2 separate regions of the Homo sapiens genome follow, and region 1 is linked to region 2. A link is a loop called in an ENCODE intact Hi-C map of the cell type or tissue named here. Cell type or tissue: ascending aorta. All regions are shown on one strand. Links, peaks and the distances in the headings refer to the core of each region. The heading gives the core; the rest is flanking DNA.

Region 1 (8,394 bases), core at 2,906-5,405, 140 kb after region 2:
ACTTTGATATTTATTGCTTGAGTGATTTTCCAAACTGTACCTAATGCTTACAACAAAGAGGAAGGAGAAAATCTTTTTATTAATCAAAAATACTGAAATAAGCATTTGTGAAAAGGATTAAAACATTTGAAAATAACTTTTTTTGGTATTTTTGGAGTCTACCTGTGACTTTAAATCTCAGTTAAAATATTAAGAGGTGTTTAACCCCAGCCAGTCACCACTTTGGCATTTGGATTGCTGTGAAGCGTGTACTACATCAAAGGGCAATTACAAATTTGTTTGTAATAAATATTCAAGAAGCATAGAAATTTTCAGTGTTTTGAAGATGAGAAATTAGCATGTACTTTCCCACTGAGATTCAATGAAAAGAAAATGGGCAATTTTCTTTTTAAATAACTTTATCTCAAACTGTTGAATGGGACTTTCTGCAAATGTATGGAGGGCTTATTTTTAGTTGGAACAAGATTAAGAGAGATGATAGAATTTGTACTAAGAAAATTCTCGCCCAGCCTGATTCCCTCTCAAATGTCACACGAGTGTCAGTGGTGAGGTGAGGGAGAAAGCACTTCTCCGAGGATCTTGCCTTTTGTTCCCTGACTTGAAACTCACGCTTTTCATTGGCCTGGCTAGATAGTCCTTGTTGCCATGTCCTTTTGACAGGAGCATCATTTCCTTACAAGCAGTGACCGAAATGGTTACTAATCCTACAAACTGTGGATATCCTTTCAAAAAAGACATCAAAAACTGAGATAAAAGAATATTACTGCCCATTCCATTACTCCAGGAACAGAAATGCCCATCCATGCTGCCCTGTGTTAGGCATTAATTTTGTGTGTGTGTAAATTAACATGTCCTTTCTAAAATTAAAAGACTGTGTAAGATGGTGAATTCGATACATTGTCTTCCATATTGTCAGCCTAATTCAGTGAACCTAACTCTAGCCTCCTCTCTTGATCACTCTGAATGCATCTTTCTAAGTTGCCTTTCCGCTTGAGCTGAGTGCCAGGTTTTAGGGTAATATGGCAGAATTGGACAACATATTTCTATGGTGATTTTTTTGAGTATATGTGAAATTCTGACTCTCTGAGGATAGTAGACTGCTTGAGGAGCTACACTTCTGGTTTTCAGTGCATTTACATGAGACACCTGAGCGCTACTCCCAACTCCTCTTCTAAATGGCTATGTAGTTTTAAGCAAGTTTCTTAGCCACTCTGAGCTTCAGTTCCTTCCTCTTCAAAACAAGGAAATTGTGCAAGAAAAATTTCAGAACCAGGCCAACCTCCAAAACGCTATGGTTCTGTGACTATTTTCAGTCATTCCAAAGCTGGGAATATGTTCACTTCAGAATGTGTATTACATTGATTTCTTTTTTTAAAAGTTATTGCAATATGTCAAGTTATAAATTAACCTAGTGTAAAAAGTCAATTCTTTGATGGTTGTAACAACAGTAATTCTTGTATCTCTACAAGAGATACAAGTAGTATCTGGTAGTGCCAGGCATTATTCCAAGTGTTTTATGCAGAATCCTTACAATAACTCTATGAAGTAGCTGCTATCATTAATTTCCTGTTTCACAGATAAGGAAACTGAGGCATAAAGGGTAGCTTTAATTTTGGAATCTCTCTTGATCACCCTTCTGAGGATTTCCTCTACCTCTCTTCTTTGCTAGATCCATTGTTTCCTATATTCCATTTATTATTCTTTCTGGATTTACTTATGTGCTGTTATTGCTCAGAAAAGGTGACTGAAAATAAAATTTTTGAGACCTTTATTTCTGAAAAATATTTTTATTCTACTTTTACCTTTGATTGGTAGTTTGGTTGGATATAGAACTTTATACTAGCAATAATTTTCCTTCAGAATTTTGAAGGTATTGCTCTATTTCCTTCTAGCTTTTTTCTGTTGTGAAGTCCTATATGCTTCTGATTCCTGATCTTTTATATATAGCCAGGTTTTGTTAATTTTTTTTTTTTTTGGAAACTTGTCAAATCTCTTAGTTCCCAGTATCCTGCAGTTTCACAATGACGTGCCTTGATGTGGGCCTGTTTTCATCAATTGTGTCAGGCATTGGGTGCAATCTTTTCTTTTAGAAATCCATGGCCTTGGCCGGGCACAGTGGCTCATGCCTATAATCCCAGCACTTTGGGAGGCTGAGGCCGGTGGATCACCTGGCAGTTTGAGACCAGCCTGGCCAGCCTTGCCAACATGGTGAAACCCCGTCTCTACTGAAAATACAAAAAATTAGCTGGGTGTAGGGGCGGGCACCTGTAATCCCAGCTACTCAGGAGGCTGAGGCAGGAGAATCGATTGAACCCGGGAGGCAGAGGTTGCAGTGAGCCGAGATTGTGTCCAACCTGGGGGACAGAGCAAGATTCCGTCTCAAAAAAAAAAAAAAAAAAAAAAAAAGGAAATCCATGACCTTCAGTTTGGGAAATTTTTTTACATTATTGTGTTGATGAATTCCTATTACCCCCAGATTTTGGACCTTCTAGACTAGTCCTCTAATTTTTTTAATCTTTCCTTTATTTTCATTTCTATAACGTTTCACTGTAATTTTTGGGATATGTCCTCAATTTTTCCCCTCTTTATTGAATTTTTTATTTCTGTTACTATATTTATAGGAGCTTAAAAACTCTAAGAATGTTTCTTTTTAATATTATTTTGGTTCTGTTTCATGATTTCAATATCTTCTCTGAGGATTCTAATGATAGTTTTTTTTCTGCATTATGAAAAATTTAAAACATGAAGTAGAGAGAATAGTAGAAAAAGATTTGTATGTTTCCTTCCTTCTATGGATGGTTGTTTTAGTCAGTCCCCCACCAAGATTGTCTTGAAGCAAATCTCAGCTATTTTATTATTTCATCCCTAAATATTTTAGTATATATCTCTAAAACATAAGGACTCTTTTAACTCAATATGTCATACCTAGAAACAAGTCAACAACAGTTCCCTAATATCATCAAATATACAATCAGTATTTAAATTGCTTTGATTATGTTATGTTTTTAAACATATGGGTTGTTCAAATCAGTACTCAGATAAGGTTCACACAGTGCAATTGGTTGATATGTATTTTAAGTCTTTTTTAATTTATATTTTCCCATTTCTTTCCTTTTATTCTGTGCCACTTATTTAAGAAACAGGGCCATTTGTGTAAAGTTTTCCACAATCTGGATTTTGCTGTTTGTATCCCTGAGGTACAAGCTGATTTTTGTTTGTTTTGGGGTCTTTCACCTTAGACTCTTTGCCCAGATGTCAGATAGTTCCTCTTTATCTGCTGTCTTCAAGAATGGGGGGAAAACAAGGCTGATTTGAGCCTGGCGCACATGAGTGGGGCTTGTTCGCAATAGCTTCACTTAAGATGCTATTTACTTAAGATGTTCCTTTACTTGGGAACCACCAGGGTCATTTGTCTAAGACCCTCTTCTTTGGCTGTTCAGATCACCCAGAGAACAGCTCCCAATCCCCTGTTCTGGGGGCCTAGACCTCACCGCCATCTTTCTGGGAACCAAGTAGGGGGAAAGGGCTGGAATGATTATCCCAGCAGGCATGTGTTCACTCAGTTCCCAATTTTCATTAGAGTATGCCTCTTGCCCACAAATTGTGCCTAGTCTCTCACCTAGAAACATATATTGTATACTTTCCAGAGAACATATATTCAGATTGTTGCCAGGATAGGGGAGGACCAACCAGTCAGCTTTATGGAGTAGGACCTGGTCTGGGGAATCTAGCTATTTCTTGAAAAAAGTTCAACAGATCCTCACTATTTTAGCTCACCCCTTCCATTATCCCCAACTTTCAGTCATGCCAGCAGTGCCTTTTAGAGATTCTCTGAGGTAAACTGAGTTGGTCTTGGCTTTTTCCACTGCCGATTTATGGTTCAGGTCTGTCTGCTTTCCAGCTTTCAAAATTTCATTATTGTCTACTATTATATTTTATCCTAGCAGCTTTACGCCTTAAAAAAAATCTTTTTACTGGGATATCAAGGGAGAGGGAGTAAGTCCTTGTATTCAATCTACTATTCCTAGAATTCAATTGATTTTTAACTATACTGGCTGAGGGATAATTGACCTCCTATCTCATGACACTTTAGTGTCTGATTAAAGCGGGGAAGTGGAAAAATTTACTTTTGTAGTTGAAGGAAGATTTTTCCTGGATGAAACTATTATAGATCATTTAGTTATTTGTAAGATTCATGGATAACAAGCGCAACACACCAAGTCTTCAGCTAAATCTCATGAAGGTAGTTGTACAAAGGCTCAAACTTTAAGTTTCTCACTAAACTTAGGACTCTCCTACCTCAGGACAAGGATTCACTCTGTGACTCTTGTAAAACCAGCTGCTCCTACAACTGCTCAAAGCCAAGAAGCAGTTGGCAGGATCAAGATATTTCATCTGGTACAGGGCTCCATTCCAGACTCACATTGGCCAACACAGGAAAGGAGTCCAAGACTGTCCAGGCTTCTTTGGACCAGCAGCTGGGAAGGCTCCTTAGTGTCTCCCTGAGGCTGGGTGTGGAGCCTTCTCTGCAGTCATCTGGAAACTTGTTGGTGCGATTTCTTTTTCTTGGATGAGTTTGCAGCTCATTTTTTTTTAACCTATCCATAATGGCTGTCATCCCTGTTTAACACACTCTAATTCAGTTAGATTCAGTGAGTCCTGTCCTGTTGTAAGAATGGTGCTGGATTTTGCATTTTTCTGAATTCTGAGGATGCTGGTGGGCACTCTCGATTTATCATAGTTCTGCAGGTATATATCCTCTATGGGTAACAAAGTGAGGCTGGACCCTGAGGCTGCAAGTCAGGGATGTACTGAGGCACAAGTACCTCAGGGTAAAGAGTACTTGTTGAGCTGTTTTCCTGGGAGTGAGGACCCAAATAAAAGGCAATAGATGCTAAAGGAATTTCCTGCCACCATAACTTCCTCTTTATCTGAGTCTTACCCATAACTCCATCATAGCAGAAGTAGGAATTAGAAATCAATATTGACATGGAAGAATGGTGGGTTTTGTTTTGTTACATTTTGTTACATTTTCTGAAGATTTCTATTAAAGGCATACATTTTACAGGAAATTAATCTCTAGAACACATCTCATAGTACTAGGTAAGTATGATGTTTATTACACTACACAGAATCTGATAAAGCAATAAATGCTTTTTATTTTTCCATAACTTCTTAACATGTATTATTATTTTTATTTTAATAATGTAGTCCTTAAGTTGAAAACCATGAAAAACAAAAGTAGAATTCACGACACTTCTGAGATATCAGTTTATTATTAACACTGAGTTTGTGAACAATCTCTTTGAAATGTTAATTGTGAAACAAAAGTACAATGTGTGTAAAACAATAGTTTAAATTTTATTTGGTTGATTATAATACCAGACCTTTTGGATTCTTTTTTTCCATTTTCTATCTCATTTGTGTTGTGGTTGTGGGAGTGAAAAAGATAATTTATCTAAAAACAGACTTTGAAAAGTGGCATGCAAGGAGACTTTTATTAGTACCAACGCATAGAGCTACTAGGAAGAATAAATGAGTGGGGTGTGTGTGTGTGTGTGTGTGTGTGTGAATGTGAGAGAGAAAGAGAGATGGAGAGAGTGATAGTAGTGCGTGGTGCATAGTACACACTGTAGATATTTGTTAAAATACTACAGTTAGTATTAGGTAGTCACTAAATAATGGCTAACATTTACTGAACAGTATCTATATATGCTACACTATCTTAATCCCCACCAACAACATTATGAGGTAGGTATTAGCCCCATTTTACAGATAAAGTAACTGAGGCTTAATAACTTACCTGTGATCACACATTAGAAAGTAGGGGAGCCAGCGTCCCATCCAGGCTTGCTTGACTCTAGAGCCAGCGTGATCTAAAACACCATACCGCCTTTGGTGATGCCTTCTTCAGACACCAAAGTTGCATTATTACTCTACAACTTGAGAAAAACTTTATTTTTATCAACGGATGCTTGCAAGTTAGTACTTACCTTTTACTTTCCAATATAATGTACCTTTAAAATCACCTTATAAAATCAGCCAGTGTTCCTGAATTATCTTGCTAGTGTTCCACCAATAACCATCCCCTTTACTGTCATGAAAACAGCTTGGCAATATCAAGTGTACCAAACTGTAGACCGAGGATGTCAGGTTCCTGTTCACAACAAGTAAAATGTATGCTTAAAGTATATTGTGAAACCAATAAACCTCTCAGTGGCTTCATATTTGTCATGTGGGTTCCTGCATGTGCAATTTAAGATTTCCCATTGCTTTCAGGAGCTGTTGAACTCCTGAAAGAAGTAACTAAACATTTTGTTATTAAGAATTAAACACCAAGTGATAGCAAAATCAAATAATACCAAGTTTAACCCTAGGAAACTTGTTAAATAACCATGGTACTTTCATAAAATAGAGTATTAGACTACTACTTAAAAGAGTAAAATAGACTTATATGGGCAGGTGAGGAAAAATCTCCTAGGTTGTAACGGGGAACATAGTGTGTAGCACTATGTTACTGCGTAGCATAGTATTATTAATACTGTGTAGCATAGTACTATTACATGAATACAAACTGAATATTGGGTGGAAGTGAGCATGGAAGGAGGGTGTGTCTATATGTATACATTATATTGCCCAGAATATTTGGGGAGGGTACACAAGAGAACTGTTGGCAGTGGTTACTTCTGGAGAGTGAGAAAGGGTCTAGAGGTGGAGTGGAGATGGAAAGTTTAGACTCTTTGAATTTATTTTTAACCTGCTTTTAGAGGAAAAAAAAAAGCTAGTTGAAAAAATTGGTTTTTTGAAGAACTTAACACCAGTGCAGTAAGACTTTTTCTTTTTCCTCTTACCTGCTAAAAACTTGAGAGAGAAAATATATTTTTGGTGTAGATAGTTAGACCATGAAGCTAGAATGAGGACTCTGTCAATGCTGTGCCACTTGTTCCAGACTGTATTTTCAACCTCTTTTCCCTTCAGATGACCTCAGCTTCTGCCACACTAACCTTCCCTTTTCTGTAGAGGCTGCCTGCCTTAAAACTGTTACCTTGGTCTTTCCAGAGCCCACCCGTACCCTGTCTCATCTCTGTCTTCTGAATCCTCATGGTCCTGGAAGGCCTAGATCAGATGTTATCTCCTCCAAAACTGCTTGTCTGATCCTCCCAGGTGGAAGGGAGGTCTCTCTTCCTTTCCTTTTCAGTGTCATTTGTATCTTTCTAATAGTAAGTATCACTTCCATTATTTAAGCATACATTTTACCTTCCCTATTGAATGCTGAGCCCTACAAGGGCAGGATTAATGCCAAATTCTTCCTTGTTGAAATCATCTTCCTCCCGCTAACACGATCTAGAACAGCATTTGCACGTAGCTGCTCCTCAGCAAAGTTTTACTGAAATAAGTGAATGGATATGTAAGAATTAGATTTTGCAAAACCAGAAACAAGGCTTTAGGGCAAAACAGTGGCTTTCATTATTGTTGCAAATTTATCAGAGAGAAAAAAGATCAACTGAAAGGTTTAGTTCACCCTCAGACTTTTAGTAGGCTGTGGAGATGTGATAATAATCACAGAGTCAGCATGGGACTGGCTGCTCATTGTCTACTTTCCTAGGAATGCCTCCTTCATTTGAAAATTCAAAATAGTTCTGAGACTGCTAAGAAATACTAGATGAGGTTGGTATTGCAAAAGGGCATTTGTTGTTAAATTGCTGTTTGGGAAAAGGACAGTAATTGTCATTGTCAGTTACAGCAATTATCTTCACTTTGGTGGATTGTTCACTTAATTGTAGGTGAATTCTCTGGCCCTCTCTCCCTCCCTGTCTCTCTGTCTGTCTCTCAATATTCTCCTTTGTGGGCCATTTGTAATTATCCTACCAGCAAAACTATGCACCATTGTATTGTCTATGATCCATGTTTACAAACAAATCAGTTAGTACCCCTTCCAGTAAGGATAAGTCGAAAAATATAAGGGTCTCTGTAAACTGAGATCAGACTACCAGGTCCCTTCTCTCTTTAAATTTAGTGTTTTACAATTGAGCCTACATAAGGAGTAAATAGAAATAGAAGTAAAAGTATAGACCCATCAGCACGTTGCCCTAAGTCCTTGCTTGTATGTTATGGGAATTTGATCATTATTATCCCATCACAAAAAATAGTCTTCTCATTCTATCGGGAGAATTATATTCTTAACCAATTGCACCAGCATCACTTTCTGATGTCTCTAAATATTTTTCAGCAAATTCTACTAAGTTGCAGTGAGATTGCAGCATACCTTTATACAAACTTGGCCTGCTCTTAAGCTATCGTTGCTTTATTACTTTACATATATGCCAAAAAGGTTGAATGACACCTACCAAGATAATAATTTTGCTCTCAGTGGCAACGAAGATGGTCTGTGTG
Region 2 (8,394 bases), core at 4,110-6,609:
GCATCCAGGTACTACTTCCTTTGGAATGTCAGTATTTAATCTGAGCAATGCGATTGTGGGCAGTGGAATCCTTGGGCTTTCTTATGCCATGGCTAATACTGGAATTGCTCTTTTTATGTAAGTATGTGTAAGTAGTGAGTCTGCCATGCAGGGCAGTTACTATGGTAAAACATATTTTGGCTCCAGAAACTGAATTTACAGTTGGAGTAGCTGACTCAAAAGTTACTTGCTTAAAATTAAAAGTATGAGAAACCCCAAAAAATCTCTTTATTCTACTACATACTGCACAATATCAAGAAAGCCAACTAGAAAAAAATAGGGCAGTCCTTAAAACTGACAAATTAAGCCAGAAGTCTTCTAAGTCAGTGGGAATAGTTAAAACAAAATTGTAACAGATGGTAGATATTAAAAAAACTATGGCTAAAGCCAGGGTAGGTATAAATTTTGTTTTGGCAAATCAGAAGCTGAAAATCCTAATAAGCTCCAAATCATTTTGGTAAATCGACACAGTTCTTAAGGACCTGTGGCCCCTTACGTGAATAAGGAAAAGAAAATTTCTCTAAACATACAAGGTGTGGTGGTATTTACCCAGCCTGGAACATGTTTGTTTTAAGACGAGGAGGTCATAATTTTCTGGACCCTGAAAAGCAATCCATACATGTTTTTTTAATGTTTGCTTTTGTCAGACCTGTTCGATTGCCACATGTTGTGGCAAAAAATGAATACTTTAGTAAGTACTTATTTTTAAATGGTTCCCCCCACAGTTGCACAGTTAGACTTAATTACTTCTGTGCTTTCCAGCATAAATACGTGGATAGACTCTTGGAGGTACAGAAGACTTCAGAGCAGTGGTTCTTAGCCATTTTTGCGTCACTGACTCTTGGAGAATATGATAGAAAAATGTGGATCTTATTTCCAGGGAAAAAGCACAAAACAAAAATACATGCAATCTTAAGCATGTATTTTTCAGTGATGTTTGTGTCATAGCCCTTAAGTTTAAGTACCCGTGGACCCCTGGCTAAGGCAATTTCTGTGGAGGATTGTGTAACTTAATACCTTCATTGTACAGATAAGGAAACCATATGTATATAGCATGGAATTGTCCCTTTGTGACAGATGTGTTTTACTTAGCTGATTGGTGCCTTCTACTCAAGTTATTTTCTCCAGCACGATAGAATGTTCATGAAAAGAAAAGCAGACCTTTGCAAATCTCTGCTTTGTGAAATTCCACACTGAGGTTAAGCCTGGCTTTGAGTACTAGATGCTAGGATTCACTCTGGCTTGCTTCAATTAGGATGAGGCTTTTTGAGAGAACTCTTACTAAGGTGAAGGACCAGCGATTTACGTAGAATCCTAGAATCTCAGGAGTTCTTAGTGGAGAACCTGAATGGCATCACTGTCGAATATTTGAAATCCTTGTTAGCACTTGGTATAAAAACTGGAGGCAGTTTTAGAGTGCAGCCAGTGTAGTTAAAGTAAGAATTGAAATGATACTAAATGGCACCTCTGTTTCATAAGTGAAGGTCAAATTCTGATGTAACCCTTGTACTCTTGGAATTATACTTTAATAGGTGCTTATGTCATTGATTTACCATTTTGCTTAATGGCTAAATAAGATTGCTAAAGTGTGATTTTATTCATCAGTACTTACTTTATATTTAGAGGTATAGAGGAAAATGGGCCAAAAACCACATGGCTGCCACGGTGCACTTCAGCAACCCTGTAGCTAACCTGTTTAAGTAGAATCAATCTGAAGGTTGAAAGTGACCTCAAAGGTTATAAAGTCTATTCATCCCTTGTCATTTCAGTATAAGACATGGAAGGACTTAATTTGGTTTGTTTTTAATTAAACCAACATATTTTCTCCAGTTAGAAGTGAGGTTGATAGTGTCACTTCAGACTAGGTCCTGTAAAACTTCTGGCATTTAGAATGGTAGTGTAAAGCCACTTCCTCTGTTTAACTAATAGACATCAGTTTCTTTGTCAGCACCTTACATGGTACTGCGTGCAGTTTGTTCATACGGAATTAAAAAACATGTAACTCTTCTCCTTTGCAAGGTTTTCTATGAGTTTCCCTGTTTTGTTATTTAATTTCTTTAAAAAATTAGTCTGTATCTCTGGGCTCTCCTAGGTGGAAGGAAAGTAAAGCTGGAATGAGGGAGAACCCTTACCCTAAAGGAAAATTAGGTGACATTAGGGTCCCTTTAGTCACTCTATGTTACCTTATTTATTTATTTTTTTTCTGTTGCTCAATCCAAGTGAAAGGGTCAAGGGAGGAAAGGCTTAGAGACAGTCAAGCTGATAGCCTACTTGTTCTAGCACAGACATTGTTTAACTGTGACAATAGTGGGCCTGTATTCCTTGCCATGGGGTGCAATGTAGTATGTCATCACAATGGTTAGTTCTCTGATTTGTGCCCAGTTGTTAGTAAAGCTTGTAGTGCCTCTTAAAATGTTAGTATCATGTTAGTGTCATTTCCCCCTTACCATTCTTTTCCTTTTCTTTCTTTTTTTTTTAAAAAGACAGTATTTCATTTTGTCCTCCAGGCTGAGTGCAGTGGCAAACTGCTGGGCTCAAGTGATACCCCCACCTCAGCCTGAGTAGCTGAGACTATAGGTGTACACCACCACAGCTGGCTTTTTGTTTTTCCTTCGGTAGAGATGTGGCTTCCCTATGTTATGTTGTCCAAGCTGATCTCGAACTCCTGGCCTCAAGCAGTCATCCTGCCCCAGCCTCCTAGAGTGCTGGGATTACAGGCATGAGCCACTGCACCTGGCCTGTCATTCCTGTTTTTGTGTATACGGTCCATGTGGTCTTAAAACCTTTCCTGAACGTGTCTCAGTTGAATTTCCCAAGAACCTTGTGGGCTGGGTTTAGTGGCGGATATTACTAATATTTTACAGATAAGGGGAACTACTGAAATGCAGAAAGGTGGCAAGCATACAGCTCATTATTGTGGTGCCAGAATCAAAATACAAGTTTCAAACTCCATCACTGGGAAGTTGAGCTTTCCAGTGTCTCATGCTATGTTTGGCTCAGTGGGTAGACATCCTTGTTCCTAACCAATGCTGTAGAACTATCACCTGAGAAATGATGCAAGTTTTTACTGCCAGCCAAGAGACAGTGTTGCCATTCCAGTTAGTAGGAGAGGAAATGCCAGTTCTTCAGGGCATTTTGACACAAATAGGACAAGTTGCACACATAATGTTATTTAAACATCCAGAAAGAGTTGTCTTTAAATATAGCCATGCTTATTTATAACCCTATGCCTTTTCCTTCTCTCACCAGAATTCTCTTGACATTTGTGTCAATATTTTCCCTGTATTCTGTTCATCTCCTTTTGAAGACTGCCAATGAAGGAGGTATGATAGCATTCTTGATTTTTCTAAAACAATGTATACCTATCATTTTATTTCTCTTTTAAAATCCTTGGCTTCATGCTTCTGTCTTCAAATTGTAGGGTCTTTATTATATGAACAATTGGGATATAAGGCATTTGGATTAGTTGGAAAGCTTGCAGCATCTGGATCAATTACAATGCAGAACATTGGAGGTAAGAATTTTTCAAAAGATTATTTGGGTAGACTTTATGCTCATTGTGGAGCACAGAATGGTGACACATGCGTTTTAGTGTCACGTGCCGCGTTTTGCACTTGTAATGGTATAATTTTGTTTTCCTCCAGCTATGTCAAGCTACCTCTTCATAGTGAAATATGAGTTGCCTTTGGTGATCCAGGCATTAACGAACATTGAAGATAAAACTGGGTAGGTGCTAAGTAAGGTTACTCATAAGAAACAATTATAGTCAAAAGTGGTTAGATACATTTTTATCAAAGTTGTATACAAAATGATTAGTTAATTATCCATAAATGTTCCTTTTGAAACTGACCAAGAAGGCCCCCCATCCCCGTAAACTGATTCGAACTTTGGAGAAGGAAAGGCCGAAAGATAGTAGCTAGCCCTACAATTTTGGATATCTTAATTTCTAAAACAGGTTTTCTAGAACTTGCTTTCTGTCTTTATGTTCATACTTAAAGAAGTTATAGGTGTTTTTAATATATATCCTAAGTGAGGACTGAAGCTTTGAATTACATTAAAAATTAATCCGTCTTATTTTTGTAAGTTTGGAATTCTTAAGACTTAATCTGTTCAATGCAAAATACAGGCTGGACATCCCTAATCTGAAATCCAAAACTTTTTGAGTGCCAACATGACACTACAAGTGGAAAATCCACACCTGATCTCGTGACAGGTGTGCAAAATTAATTAAAATACTGTATAAAATCACCTTTAGGCTATGGGTTTAAGAAGGTGTATAGGAAACATAAGTGAATTTTGTGTTTAGACTTCAGTGCCATCTCCAAGATACTTCAAATATGTATGTGCAGGTACTCCAAAGTCCAAAACACTTCGGTCCCAAGCATTTTGAATAAGGGATACTCAACATGTGCCAGAAAATGTTTGGGCATGCTATAGAAACCATTTTCTTCTAGCAAAGTTACTCATCCCAGTGAACTCACAGGTATTTATCTAAAGTAAACATGGGGAAGGATAATTTACTTCCCACCCTATGTGCAGCTCATTACGTCAAAATAGAGAAGTGCTGTTATCTCAGATGTGGCTTTAGAAATTTAATTTTTTAAGCTGATCTTTAAGTGTTGGTGTTCTGCAGAGTGCTTACTGCTGAAGTGAACAGAATTCATGAGGCAATTAGAATTTGAAAATAGTGATTTAGAAGACAGTGCAATTCATGATTTACCTAAAAAGAAAAAGGCTTAGAGGATATACATAATGTTTTCTAAAGTTCAAAAGGGATATTTTTGGCTGTCTTTGGAGTTAAAGGTGGGTCAAGATGTCACAACATACTCTGATAACCTGGAATAAGTCCTGGTTTGGGGGACTGAGTTTTATAATTTTTTTTATGGGGGGGGCAGTTTGCCTGTGCATTTTATGAAAACGTTTCCTCATTGAAATATTTAATAATATTTGCTAACGCATCTGGAAAAAAACTTGTTTTAAAATTTTTTAGTTTCCAGCATTAGAAATTACATGCTAAAGCTGTACCAAAGTTGGTGTACAATTTTTCTGAAAGTGCTTAAAGATAAGATTACTGGCTTAACAAACAAGCTTTGTTCCCTGCATTAGTATCAAGTCTTTGAGAAGCATTTTGTGTTATGAATCAGCTGGCAGCCTTCCCAGAGCAAGTAGTGGGACAAAAGTTACACTGTTTTATACCCGACTTCTAACCTGAGTAAATGTTCATCTAGCACACAAAATTAAAAAGTTATTCCTATCTTGAACAGGGGAAACTTTTTCCAAACATGTCTTTTTTGTGTGTTTGTTTTCATGGTATTCCTATGAAATGAGTCCTGTTAGAAGATGTGTATATTTTTCAGAGGATATTTGTGACTGTTTTGACCTTGTTTCTGTTTTCTTTAGATTGTGGTATCTGAACGGGAACTATTTGGTTCTGTTGGTGTCATTGGTGGTCATTCTTCCTTTGTCGCTGTTTAGAAATTTAGGTGAGCAAACTCATCTCTAAAGAGAATTGAAATGAGCCTCTCACCAGTTAGTTGGGCTTTCTCTGAATAGAAATTAATCAGAATGAAAAAGCCCTAGAAAGTAGAAAGGTATATCTTTGGGACTTACAGCATGCAAAATTTAGGAGCCAAAATATTTAATTGACACTATATGTTGTGCTTTGTAAGAAATAATGCAAATGATAGTTTTTATTAGCTTGGGTTATGACAAGTATATTTAAATAAATCTATAATTTAGTATCATAAGAATTAGAAATTTAGTGCTATACACATACTTTAGTGCCTAAAGTCTTCCCAGCAGAATTGAGTTATTCAGTGGGAAAAAGATATTTGCCTTAAATCTGTTTCATTAAACTAATACTGATTCCTGCCACCCCTCCTTATAGGATATTTGGGATATACCAGTGGCCTTTCCTTGTTGTGTATGGTGTTCTTTCTGATTGTGGTGGGTATGATTTTTTTTTTAGAAAAAATTTTTTATAAGCCCTGCCATGTCACTTAGTTTAACACATGCAAAATAATATATTTTTAGGTCATTTGCAAGAAATTTCAGGTTCCGTGTCCTGTGGAAGCTGCTTTGATAATTAACGAAACAATAAACACCACCTTAACACAGCCAACAGCTCTTGTACCTGCTTTGTCACATAACGTGACTGAAAATGACTCTTGCAGACCTCACTATTTTATTTTCAACTCACAGGTAACTAAATATGCTTATTTTCTCAAAAGAAGAGTTTAGGGAAGAAAAGAGGGAAGCTATTCACTCCCAGGGTAAAGGGAGGAGGATAATAGGTGCTTTATAGAAAACATGTGATTAGCTAATTATTGAGGACTGTGAAGAAAGTTTTGGTTTACATCTGAAAATAGATTGAGAATTGAGATAATCATATGGTGCTAATAATTGACACATTCAGAAGTGAGGATATTGATCATACTTCATGAACAGATTAGAAGAATGGAAGCTAATTACACAAAGGAAACTTAGGCTTTGATTCTAAGATTGTTTACATAAAATATATGCTGCGGAAATGTGACAGCATGAGTTCGTTACATCAGATTAAGTAGATTTTTACGTTTTCTTTCAGACTGTCTATGCTGTGCCAATTCTGATCTTTTCATTTGTCTGTCATCCTGCTGTTCTTCCCATCTATGAAGAACTGAAAGAGTGAGTATTTCATTTTTACATAAATTTGAGAAAATATTAGACAATTGCTGTAACTGCTGCTGAAATATATATTTGAATTTTCTCTTGAATTACATAGCCGCAGCCGTAGAAGAATGATGAATGTGTCCAAGATTTCATTTTTTGCTATGTTTCTCATGTATCTGCTTGCCGCCCTCTTTGGATACCTAACATTTTACGGTAAGTAACGCCTCCTTTACCAAAACAAAAACAAAAACAAAAAAAAACGCTTATTGAAATGAAGCTGCTAGTTTTCTATGTGTAGTTCCATCACTTTAAAAATAGTCTGTTTTAATATATTTCATATTTGTGATGAGAAATTAAATTTAGAGCTTAGAATTTTCTGTAGTGTATTTAATCAGTAATTTCTAGAATCCAGGTTTGAAAATATCATTAATCATTTGATGGCATATTTGTATGATATGCCAGCCTCTGAGTTCATATTGCCTGTCTCCTCTCCCATCACCTTCAGACTATGTAACACAAACACAAATTGCAAGCCAAGCCAGGAGATTTAGCTGCTTAACTCCTGTTGTTTTTAATGGGAGTCATGTGGCTAAATCTCTGTGGTATTTAGAAAAATTTTCCTTCAATGTTACTTTAATTGCATTAACTATAATTCCAAACAAATCTTATTAGCCTCTTAGTTTATAGTCGTTTTGTGAGTAGCTAAATAACTGGTGCACATTTTGCTGTTAAATTTTCTACTTGGTGTCCAATGAAAACAGCCAATCAAAGTTTTTTTGGTCTTTCCCTGTAGAACATGTTGAGTCAGAATTGCTTCATACCTACTCTTCTATCTTGGGAACTGATATTCTTCTTCTCATTGTCCGTCTGGCTGTGTTAATGGCTGTGACCCTGACAGTACCAGTAGTTATTTTCCCAGTAAGTAATCACTTGCTCTGCTTTCAGTAGGAAGGAGTTTTTAGACATGTGAATATTGGTGAGATTTTCATCTTCTGGAAGAAGGGAAACACCAGTAGAACAATACTAAGTTGGTGGTGGTTTTGAAGGGGCTTTTTAAAAATACAGTGTATATTTTCAAAATACCCTGGGGACATTTTTTTCACCATAAGATATAAAATGATCTTTAAGTGTTCAGATGTTCAGGAAACAGCAGAGAAAGAGGCACAGTTTTATTTAGAAATAGTTACTATTTTGGATAGATTCCTTGTTACTTGGGCATTCTTTTCATTCATTGAAGCTGGATTTTTAAATTTTATATTGCTGCTATTTTTAAAATACATTTTATTTATTTTTTTTGCAGATCCGGAGTTCTGTAACTCACTTGTTGTGTGCATCAAAAGATTTCAGTTGGTGGCGTCATAGTCTCATTACAGTGTCTATCTTGGCATTTACCAATTTACTTGTCATCTTTGTCCCAACTATTAGGGATATCTTTGGTTTTATTGGTAAGTTTTAGAAAGTATCCAAGTGGATTCAAACATCAGGGATTTTAAGATTTAAAGAATGAATGACGAGTGGTTCATTGAATCCTCAAGAAACATAAATGTTGTTTTACAGGTGCATCTGCAGCTTCTATGTTGATTTTTATTCTTCCTTCTGCCTTCTATATCAAGTTGGTGAAGAAAGAACCTATGAAATCTGTACAAAAGATTGGGGTGAGTGAAAGATTATAACCATAGAAACAGTAATAATATCATAAATTTC

What was found. Peaks named below come from ENCODE experiments on the same cell type or tissue, not always from the same donor. Only the 100,000 strongest peaks of a DNase experiment are listed, where the experiment ranks them.
Region 1: it touches region 2 in a loop (2.5-fold over the local background); 13 of 110 quality-filtered maps call a loop at or near these places.

The regions. Positions count from the first base shown.
Region 1 is chr12:46,220,630-46,229,023 of GRCh38, reverse strand. The region is part of intron 5 of SLC38A1 (solute carrier family 38 member 1); the gene reads left to right. Among named protein-coding and RNA genes, the nearest start is that of SLC38A1, 44 kb to the left of the region's middle. In ascending aorta, for the core only: no CTCF peak of the experiment used is centred there; a DNase peak (open chromatin) is centred at 4,433; H3K27ac peaks cover 818 bases.
Region 2 is chr12:46,362,235-46,370,628 of GRCh38, reverse strand. SLC38A2 (solute carrier family 38 member 2) reads left to right here. Exons shown (of 16, transcript NM_018976.5): 4 at 2-117; 5 at 3,289-3,362; 6 at 3,461-3,553; 7 at 3,684-3,765; 8 at 5,440-5,522; 9 at 5,927-5,985; 10 at 6,073-6,240; 11 at 6,626-6,705; 12 at 6,803-6,903; 13 at 7,484-7,608; 14 at 7,991-8,135; 15 at 8,248-8,345. Among named protein-coding and RNA genes, the nearest start is that of SLC38A2, 6.3 kb to the left of the region's middle. In ascending aorta, for the core only: no CTCF peak of the experiment used is centred there; a DNase peak (open chromatin) is centred at 5,198; H3K4me3 peaks cover 2,500 bases; H3K27ac peaks cover 2,030 bases.